Regions from separate parts of the Homo sapiens genome. Here region 2 is linked to region 1. The links are chromatin loops, found by intact Hi-C in ENCODE. Cell type or tissue: B cell. All regions are shown on one strand. Each heading gives the region's core, and the rest is flanking DNA. Links, peaks and the distances in the headings are about the cores only.

Region 1 (5,341 bases), core at 228-5,227:
ACCAAAAAAAAAAAAAAAATAGCCCGGTGTGGTGGTGTGCACCTGTAGCCCCAGCTTCTCAGGAGGCTGAGGGAGGACTGCTTGAGCCCATGAATTTGAGGCTACACTGAGCTATGATCTCTTCACTGCACTCCAGCCTGGGCAATAGAGAAAAATCCTGTCTCTTAAGGACAAAAATAAAAAGAAGGAAAAAGAAAAAAAATGCATAGTAAATTGTGAAAGCAGTGGATATGAATAGGCAAGATTATTATACCATACTCTGTGCTGGATCTAATGACAATTTGTTTGCTAGGCCCTGAAGATAAAAAGTGAATGAGGTCCCTAAGGCCAAATGGCTTTTTGTGGGGGGAATAAGGATATGTAAATAAGTAATGTGGTACCAGAGCCACTACTAGCCTGCATAGGGCCACTGTGCAAATCAGAAAAAGGAAGCCCTGCACCAGCGCTGACTCACTCCTTCAGCCAGGCACCTTTGTACACTACAACACCCACCCTAGAATACCAATTAGGGGCATCAGGGAAGGCTGGGGGGTGATGCCAAAGATGAGGCCTAAACAGAAAGGAGGAGTTCAGCCAGACAAAGTGGGAGGGAGAAGAAGAGCGTCTCCCACCAAGAGAATGTAAGTGGAAAAGTACCAAGAGAAGATGGAAAAATAAGAAATTACAGTTTTGGGGAGGGAGTCTGTATGGCTGGAGAGTAGCAAACAAATAGGGGAACTCAAAATATAAAGGACTTTGCAATGTCAGGATTTTAGAATTTAGCCTGATAAATTAGGGAGCCATGGGAGGATTTTGAGGAGAGTGACAGATCCGAGTTGCATTTTTAAAAAACCCCATTCTTCATAGCAAAGGGAAGAATTCAGAAGAGGGAAGGCTTATTAAAGCATGTGGGTTAGGGGGAGGGGATAGATTTAAAAGCCACTGAGAAAGTTGAAGGGAGAACTGCTAAGTGCTTATATAAGTTGGCAAGGGAAGGAGAGGTAGAGAGGATGACACCAGATTTCTAGCTTGGGCAAGGCTTATAGCAGGGAACACAAGCAGAGAAGCAGGTCTGGGTGGGAGCTGAGTGGGGCAAGGGTGGAAAACAAGTTCCATTTTATGCACAGTATGATTACCAAAGTACCAGAATAGCATCCAAGTGAATATTCCACTAGCTAGTAGGAAACGTGTCTGGAGAGAAACGTTAAAACCTCTAAAATAGATTTGGGAGTTACTAATATATGAATGAAATGCCCTGCGTAGATTTAAGAGGTAGGCAGAAGGGGAATTCACGAAGGAGATTAGGAATGAATGGTTGGAGATAAAGAAGAAATCTAGAAAATACTTATGTTACAAAAGCCAAAGGAGGTAACTCATATGGTTTCCTGGGCCATATTGTTTCCTTACGTACAAGACAGACTCAATCCCCATCCTCAGAGAGCTTACTATCTATCAGAAAAGTTAGATGATTAGGTAAATAGTCCTAACAAAACCTAATCAGTATTGTAATGGGGAAGGTATGGAGCATTCAACTATAGAGAGACATCAAGTAAGACCAGAACAAGAAGGTTCCACTGGACTTAGTAATAAGGAGGTGGTGATAATCACTATGAGAGCAATTTCTTAGGAACACATAGAAGAAGCCTGAAAGCAGACGCTTAGAAAATAAATGTGCATTAAGGAAATGACAATAGAGTGCTTCTCTTTCAGAAACTGTTCAACAAGAAAGGAATGAGGGGAAAATTACTTACATAGCTAATTGTCTGTTGACAACTTTTATAAGGTAGAAGGATAATTACCTGGCATCATCCATAGACAGACTCATTTTAACTTTCATAATTTGGAGACAACATTGTTCCTTCCTTTCTAAATCTTATCCTTTCAGATTCTTAAATGTGTTCAATGCTCTGTAGAAAACATTCCACAGACAATATGAGCCTCTCTCTTTATATCTCTAATTTGGGCACTTAATTACATGCTTCTTTGAACTGCTGAGTATTTTCATGTGTAAATGTCCTAACTTCTCTTACAGGAAGAAAGCCCCTTACAAGTCAACAGTGTTTGGTATCATGTTGTTCACCTTCTAGTGCTTTATTTAAATAAAAAGTAATACAGCTGCACAGAGAGCTTTCACAGCTTTGAGCAGATGAGGAAGTGAAGAACAGAAGGCTTGTAGAGTAGAAACATGAACTTTGGAATCAAACAAATGTATTTGAATCCTGGTTCCACCCTTCATAAACTAAGCAACCCCAGTCAAATTAATATATCTATTTGAGACTGAACTTTTTCACTGTACAGAGCACATAGTAAAGGCTCGATATTTACTGAACTAAATTAAAAACACTTGATATAATATTTATATCTGCAGAGTAGTTGAGAAAATTAAATAAGATAATTATGTTAAGTGTTTAGATACAATATGTTTCAGATTGACACTATCTAAGGATCTTTCTTTCTTGCAGATTTCATTCTCTAGACCTGTTACGAAAGTGATAAAGAGGACAGGGAGCCTAGAGAGCTACAGAGTTTAATAGAAAGTTCCTGGCTCAAAGCTTTACTGGGAATTTAGTTTTCTAAAACATTATCACTAGCACAACGTTTTTTATAAATTGTGGCTTTGAAAACCTGTATCACAATCACCTGGGTGCTTGATTTAAAAAATAATAAGTTGCCGGGCATGGTGGCTCATGCCTGTAATCCCAGCACTTTAGGAGGCCGAGGTGGGTGGATCATCTGAGGTCGGGAGTTCAAGACCAGCCTGACCAACATGGAGAAACCCCGTGTCTCTACCAAAAATACAAAATTAGCCAGGCATGGTGGCACATTCCTGTAATCCCAGCTACTCAGGAAGGCTGAGGCAGGAGAATCACTTGAACCCGGGAGGTGGAGGTTGCGGTGAGTCAAGATCATGCCACTGCACTCCAGCCTGGGCAACAAGAGCGAAACTCAGTCTAAAAAAATTTAAAAATAATAAAAAATAATAAACAATAAATAAATAAAACAAGCAAACAAAAAATTAAAAAGTGGTAGATTCCTAGAGCCCGCTCCAGATCAATTTGTAATGCTGAAGCTCAAGAATCTGCCATTTTATCAAGGGAATCTAACATATAAGAATGCTTCAGAACCACCCTCTAAAAGTCAAACTCACCCCAAATGTATTTTGCCAGTTACTGTGCTCCAAAAACAGGAAACAAGATTAGTTTTCAGACTTCCCTGGATATAGGAATTATTTATTATGATTTCCATTCAGGATGGGCTCTGCAGAGTCATTTCTATCTCAAGGAAGCTATAAGTTATAATCTTAGTAAAGTGAAAAATTGAGGGACAGGTAGGAGGATTCCAGAACTACTCCCTTCCAGGGTTGGAGAAAATCAAGGCATATCTGAACACTACCAGAATGTCCACTCACCTCCATTCCCTGTCTCCCACATTCCTCACACATACAAGTGTCATCAGAAGTGGACAGATGGACATGCTAAGGCTGAATTAAACCCAAACTGATACCAACTTAGCAGCGGAGTGAAGCTATTTATCCCTCCTCCCTTTTTTGGGCAACAATAGCCATCTAGGCTAAAGGCTTATTTTCTTTTCCATAAAGAGATGGCAAAAGCATACTTCTCCTCTGATAAGGCTGTCTGTGGAAGCTGGTTAGAACAAGGGACATTCTTTTTTTCTTTTTCTTTTTTTTTTTTCAAGATGGAGTCGCGCTCTGCTAGAAAGGCACCAACTGCCCACCAGGGCAAGGGCAAAGCCTTCATGATCCAAAGCCTCCCATTAGGCCCCCTCTCATACAGTTTCTACCCTACACCTTGCTGCACTGGAAATTATGGTTGCAATAAGAGTTTGGGCAGGGTCAAGTTACATCCAAACCATAGCAGAGACCATGCTAAACTATATCTATAAAATAAAAGAAAGATACTACAATTTAAAATGAAAAGCTAGAAAAAGGGAACATCTGAACAGTATTACCAAATCATTTACAAATAGATATGTAACAAAAGAAGAGCAGAAACTATCTGTGTCCTATAAATCAAGATTAGAAATTAAACAATCAAAATACCAAATGTTTTAATCCACAAAACTGAAAGTCTTTCCTGGAAGACAAGTGACATTACATTTCTTCAATCTATATTCATTCAAATATATGCTAAAAGTATTATATTTCAATAGAAAGGGATAATTCTGTCTTCCAAGATATAAGATACAAACATGATAAAAAAGTTTTTAAAAAAAGTCCAACAAGGGCAGAAGCACTAGTGTAGAGAGTTGGGAGGATAAAAGGGCAAAGCCAGAGGCAAGTATGATAGGTTCAGATCAGAAACAGGGCTGTCTATGAAGTCATACCTGGGTGCTCATGCACCCAAATTTAAAGTGTGTAGAACAAATAGTCCAGGGCCCAATAAAAGCAAGTCAAAAAACAAGAGCTAAGCCAGCTGTATCAATCACCAGTCATAAGAACAGGGTCCGGACTGTGTTCATCATTTTTGGAGGTCAGGGAATTCTGATAAGCTGCTGACAGAAAGTAAGAATTGTTCTCTATTTTGGCAGCTCACAGTCTACATCTATGTACAAAAGTAAGTGAATGAGAGTAGGTCAGTATCTCCCACGCTTAGCAGCGGAAACCATCAGACTTTCCTCCCACCGACCATCTTGATAATCTGCTGGATTTGGCTCTTTGCCTTGATTCCAAGTGCTTATTTCCCTTTCCAGGGGAAATTTAAATTATATCTGATAAGGGCCAACAAGTTCAGAGTTGTATCACCCTCTCTGAGTAATATCAGACTACTCCTCAGTGTCATGTTAAACTCAAATTAAACTGGACAGAGTATTTATGGGGACCCAGGCCAGCTTTACAAGTGAAAAATAGGCCCAAAGAATAAAGTAATTCTCTTCATGAGATATTTGCAAATCAAGGTGAATACAATATGCTTTTCTGTACTCTGAAAAATGGTCTTATATTACATCAAATTATGTCATTCTAGTTTATACCTATTATTGTCAGAAGAAGTTTGTGTAATTAAGAAAGGCAAGCTCACAACTGAAGTGATTCTAACTTTGACTTCATAAGACGTGCAGACCCTGGTATACTCAGGGTGTTTTGAGAAAGATGGGGAAACAGATGGGTTCAAAAAGAAAAAGACCTCAATAAAATCAGAAGAAACAGAAAAAATAATATCTTGTCAGATTCTTGGCTTAGATGGTTACAAATCTGCCAAATGAAGACAAAGCTGACCTATATCATAAATGGGACAAAAGTTTAAAAGTAAGAGCAAAAGTCAGGAGTCAAAATTATTCTAGAAGCAGCACTTGTGTGTAAATTCAAAGGTAATCTGAAATAGATCATCAGTTCCCAAGGAAAATG
Region 2 (5,341 bases), core at 270-5,269, 98 kb after region 1:
CAGTTCATCAGAATATCCAATATGCGCATTATGAAGAATTCCATCTTTCCCTTCAGGTAAATAAATACGCATCATGATGTATACTCCAACATCTCTATTTATGTCATAGAATATCAAAAGTAAGCAGTCTACAACATAATAATAGTATTTGGGGGTAAAATGATCTAGCACTTTCCTGTGTACAATAAAGAAATCAAAATTATAAACTTTATCACTGATATACTTTCTTTCTTTTCATTTCATCCAATTAGAATGTTCAATTTAATAATCATATATACCCTTGTAAAGACAAATCTAAAAAATCTTAACTGTTAACAAATGCCAAAAGATAGAAGCAACCTGCATGTCCATCAACAGACGAATGGATAAACTGTTGTATATACATAAAATGAACTATTATTCATTCTTAAAAAGAAATAAAATTCTGACACACACTACAATATGAAAAAACCTTGAAGATATGCAAAGTAAAACAAGTCAGACAGAAAAAGACAAGTAGTGTATGCTTCCACCTACATGAGGTACCCAGAGTAGTCAAATTCACAGAGACAGAGTGCAAGGGTAGTTGCCAGGGACTCGGGGGAGAGAACAGGGAGATACCACTTAATGAATATAGAGTTCTAGTGAAGGAAGACAAAAAACTTCTGGAGATAGATATTGGTGAAAGTTGTACGACGATGTGAATATACTTAATGCCACTAAATTGTACACTTAAAAACAGTTAAAATGGTGGATTTTATGTTACAAATATTTTTCCATAATATAAAAAATCTTTATTAACTGCATCTATCCTTCACTGTCCTTTATATTTTTGTTAAGGCATAATAGCATTTTTATAATGCTTTAGTAATCATTTCATATCATCTGGTTGTGAATCTTTATCTTTAAATATAGCATTTATTTATCATAATAAAATTGGAACTAGATCCAAAACAAAACATCAAGCTCTCTAGTAAATGAGAATATGCATTGGGAAAGAGTGAAGAGCTCTCATCTGGGTCAATGAATTTAGGCAAGGTCTAGAATCACTCATTTTTAATTTTTAATTTGTTCTCTCCATCTGGAAAGCCATAGTCACATGGTAAACATGCGCCTAAGACAATGTGCCTTTCAGGTTCCCTCATTATTTCTCACAACCTCAAAATAGGCTTTTTCAAATCACAATAAGTTAACCAAATTGCGTATGGTCATCTTGCTAATGTTAGAAATCAAAGTTTCCAATTCTCTATAAAAGAAGTGATAAATCACAGCTTTTATACAGCACAACCCCATAAGAATGAGTGAAGAATCTAAATATGTTCTTTGAAAAAAAAAAAAAAACTACTGTGAGAAAAAACTAAGTTAGATGAAATAATAAACTCCTATCTATAAAATCACTATACTTAGTTCTCTGATGGTTCTGCCTAAAGAAGACCTAAATATTATACAAGATGGTCTGTAAATGTTCCCTTCCAATCCATCCTCCACAAATAATGGTTTCATGCAGCTGTTTAAATATACCCATATGAAAACCCACAAGGGAGAAAGAATGTGTGGGAAAGTTAAGCAGTCTCATGTTTCCAGTAGACTTACCAACCTGATTTTTTTTAAATGAAAATAGGATATTGCACAATGAGTGAATGCAAAAAAATATTTTTAATGTGTTATTATCCTCTTTAGTGGACTCTGGCAAAACATAATTCTGGCAAAACATAACTTTTTATGGTTCCTGTATCTCCTTCTTAAGAATCCTGTCTATATATGTATATATCTCCATATACTAAATATATCACTAAAAATATAATGAAATAATATTAGTATATATTCACCATTCAAATATCAAGGGAAATTTTCCCAATATGAACTTTCCCATGTCACTGAAAATTTTGGGGGAAGAGTCAACTGAAAGGCTTTAAAAGGCTATTAATCCAGCCTAGTTTTAAAAATTAATCGAAGCATTTTATGAATGATGTAATATGGGGAACAATATTTACTAACTCACTTGGAAATATACATCAAATTTTAAATATATACAAAAATAAATAACACATCCCAAAAATGGGTTTTTGATTTGTAAAAATAAATATTAACTGTGAATTCAAAGATTCCTTCAAAAAATGCAACTTTCTTTGTTCTTTTCCATTCCTTACTGTTCATAGCACTTAGAACCACAGTGTAAATGGAAATACTTCATAGATGTGTTAATCTTGTTTTGTCAGGCAGATCAAGAAAATACAATGCTGCAAAAGAACTGAAATTCAACATTCAAAATTTCACTGGAAAGAAAGGCAGGGTGTTGCATTATTAGGCTTTCAATGAATCCTAAATGTACTCTTCAATTTAAAAGATTAAAATGGAAACTTCTCACTGACCATCAAACTAACCCCAGGTTTTAGTGAAAGAGAATTTCAATCTACTTCTCCTCAGTCCTCTGCCCACTATCAATCCCCAGCACAGCTTCCTACCCCAAAAGCAAAAGCCTAGCAAATTTTATGCCAGTGTCATAGGCTGTGGGTATCTGCCACAGCCCAGCAAGTAATATGCAAAAACAGGCACTTGCCAACAAAAAAGGAACAGGAAGGGGTGGATCCAATATAAGACTTATAAAACTTTCCACTCAATTAAAAGAAAAATAGCCATCTACATCAATAGTCTAAAAAAAGTCTATGATACAAATAAAGCTCCCAAGCCAAATTCTTTCTAGTAATAATTGACATGAGTAAAGAGATCATTCAATAATAGGTTGATGTTTCTTTGACATGAAATAGATGTTTCTTTCAACTCCAGGCATAGCTAATTTAAAATCATGGTTAAATAAAAACTTTCCTACATGATATAATACTTCTCATTTACAAAGTGAAAATGGTCATAATTTACTTTCTTATTCTGAAACTCAACTTCCATGTCCTGTTTTTTTCAACTTTTATTTTAGATTCAGGGGGTACATGTTCAAGTTTGTTACAAAGATATACTGTGTGATGCTGAGGTTTGGGGTATAATTGAACCCATCACCCAGGTACTAAGCATAGTACCCAATAAGCAGTTTTTTAGCCCTTGACCCCTTCCATCCTCTTCACTCCATTTCTTTTTCACACTTCAAAATATCTAAACTATTCCAAGTGTCTTGGCTATTAATTATATGCACATGTGTTATAATGCAAATTAATCTGTTTAGTAATAATTGAATCCTATACTATAGAGTACTATCTCATAAAATGTTTCCTTTGTATTTCTTGAATGTGTGTATGTACAGCATTTCCTCCATTCCTAGGTATATACCCAAGAAAAATAAAAACTTACGTCTACACAAAAAACTTGGATATAAATGTTCATAGCAGCATTACTCAGAATGGACAAAAGGTAGAAACAATCCAAAAGTCCTTCAGCTGATGAACTGATAAACAAAATGTGGTATACCCATATAATGAAATATTATTTAACAATAAAACATGCTATACTATGGATGCACCTTGAAAGTATTATGCTAAATGAAAGAAGCCAATCAGAAAAAAAAATTGTATGATTCCACTGACATGAAATGTTCAGAATAAAACCTATAGAGACAGAAAATAGATGAGTGGTTGCCTGGGTTTGAGGGAGAGGAGGAGAGGTAAGAATGATGAATCATTGCTAATAGGTAAGGTGTAATAAATCTCACATTTAAGTCAAGACCTGGACTCTTGATTTCCCATTCCAATCTTAGTATACTCTACTTTTCCCCTTCTCAGTTACAGTGCCACCATTAGATAGTTGGTTTGACTAGTAGTCATCTACTATGAGATGACTACTAGATCTAATGTAGATCAATAGTCATGCTTCCTCACTTTCCCTCACACCTCACAACCTTTCCATCAGCAAGTCCTAAATTTCCTCCTCCAAAATCCATCCTTCTCACTATTTCTAATGTCACCTTCACATCTCCCCTAGACTGCAAGAGTCTCCTAACTATAGTAGTCTCCTCTTAATTCAGTTTTGCTTTCTGAGGTTTCAGCTACCTGCAGTCAACCACCATCCAAAACTGTTAAGTGGAAAAATTCTGAAATAAACAATTAATAAATTTTAAATTGGGTGCCATTCTGAGAAGCATGATAAAATCTTGTAACACCTAACTCTGTCCAGCCCAGGATGTGAATCATCCCTTTGTCCAGTGGATCCACATTGTTTATGCTACCTGCCTGTCAGCCATCTTAGTTATCACAGACTGCTGCAGTACCACAGTGCTGTATTCAAGCAACCATTATTTTACTTAGTAATGGCCCCAAAGTGCAAGAGTAGTGATACTGGCAATTGGAATATGCCAAGGAGAAGCCGTTCAGCAAAGGAAACTGTGCTTCCTTTAAGTGCAAAGGTGAAAGTTCTCCCCTTAATAAGGAAATAAAAAATGTATATGCTAAGATCTATGGTAAGAATAAATCTTCTATCCATGAAATTGTGAAGAAGGAGAAAGAAATTCATGCAGTTTTGCTGTCGCACTTCAAACTGCAAAAGTTACATGCACAGAATAACTTTTATTATAGTATATTATTATAATTGTTCTATTTTATTAGTACTTGCTCATCTCTTACTGTGACTAATTTATAAATTAAACTTTATCATATTTATGTATGTATAGGAAAAATACAGTATATATAGTTTTGTGCAATCTGTAGTTTCAGACACCAACTGGGGGTCTTGGAACGTATCCCCCAGAGACAAGGGGAGACTACTATAGTCTTGCTTTCACTCACACTTCCTTACAATGTATTCTCCACATGGCAGCCAGAGAGATATTTTTTAAAACAAAATCCTATCACATTACTTCCCTGCTTCACATCCTTAAACGGCTTATCAATGCATTTAAAATAAGATCCAAATTCCTTAACTTGGCTAAAAGACTCTACACAATCCATCCCCTGCCTACCTCCCAACATCATCATGTACTTCTCTCCTTGCTAATTACACTCCAGCCACATTGACTTTCTTTCTACTCCTGTGCAAGCTCACTGTCACCTTGGTCCTTTGGCCTGGAATGTTCTTTCTTCGTATTTTCTCACGGTTTGCTTCTTTTCATCGTTAATGCCTCAGCTCAAATGCTTCTTCCTCAGCTCTATCTAAAGTAACTCCAATGAGGTCATTATCTAATTTATAGCCCTGCTATATTTTCTTCATAGCACTGCATGGTACTTATCTATCCAAATGCCTTTTCCCATGTCTCTCATCTTAACTCTCTTCACCAACCTACCCCCTGAATCAAGAACTGTGCCTACACACAGCAGTTGCTCAATAAATATTTGTTAAATAGATGAGTAAATGAATGAACAAATAATGATGACTGATATAATGAGGGCAATATAAGACATGAGAGACCTTGGGAACCAGAGAA

Evidence for each region. Hi-C counts contacts between places; a loop is a spot of excess contacts. Peaks named below come from ENCODE experiments on the same cell type or tissue, not always from the same donor. Only the 100,000 strongest peaks of a DNase experiment are listed, where the experiment ranks them.
Region 2: it touches region 1 in a loop (2.0-fold over the local background); 2 of 110 quality-filtered maps call a loop at or near these places.

The regions. Positions count from the first base shown.
Region 1 is chr4:113,639,078-113,644,418 of GRCh38, forward strand. The region is part of intron 3 of CAMK2D (calcium/calmodulin dependent protein kinase II delta); the gene reads right to left. Among named protein-coding and RNA genes, the nearest start is that of CAMK2D, 120 kb to the right of the region's middle. RefSeq lists a silencer at 4,476-4,770. In B cell, for the core only: no CTCF peak of the experiment used is centred there; DNase peaks (open chromatin) are centred at 513 and 2,104; H3K4me3 peaks cover 1,813 bases; H3K27ac peaks cover 4,926 bases.
Region 2 is chr4:113,736,903-113,742,243 of GRCh38, forward strand. All of the region lies in intron 2 of CAMK2D (calcium/calmodulin dependent protein kinase II delta), which reads right to left. Among named protein-coding and RNA genes, the nearest start is that of CAMK2D, 22 kb to the right of the region's middle. In B cell, for the core only: no CTCF peak of the experiment used is centred there; a DNase peak (open chromatin) is centred at 2,499; H3K4me3 peaks cover 363 bases; H3K27ac peaks cover 4,185 bases.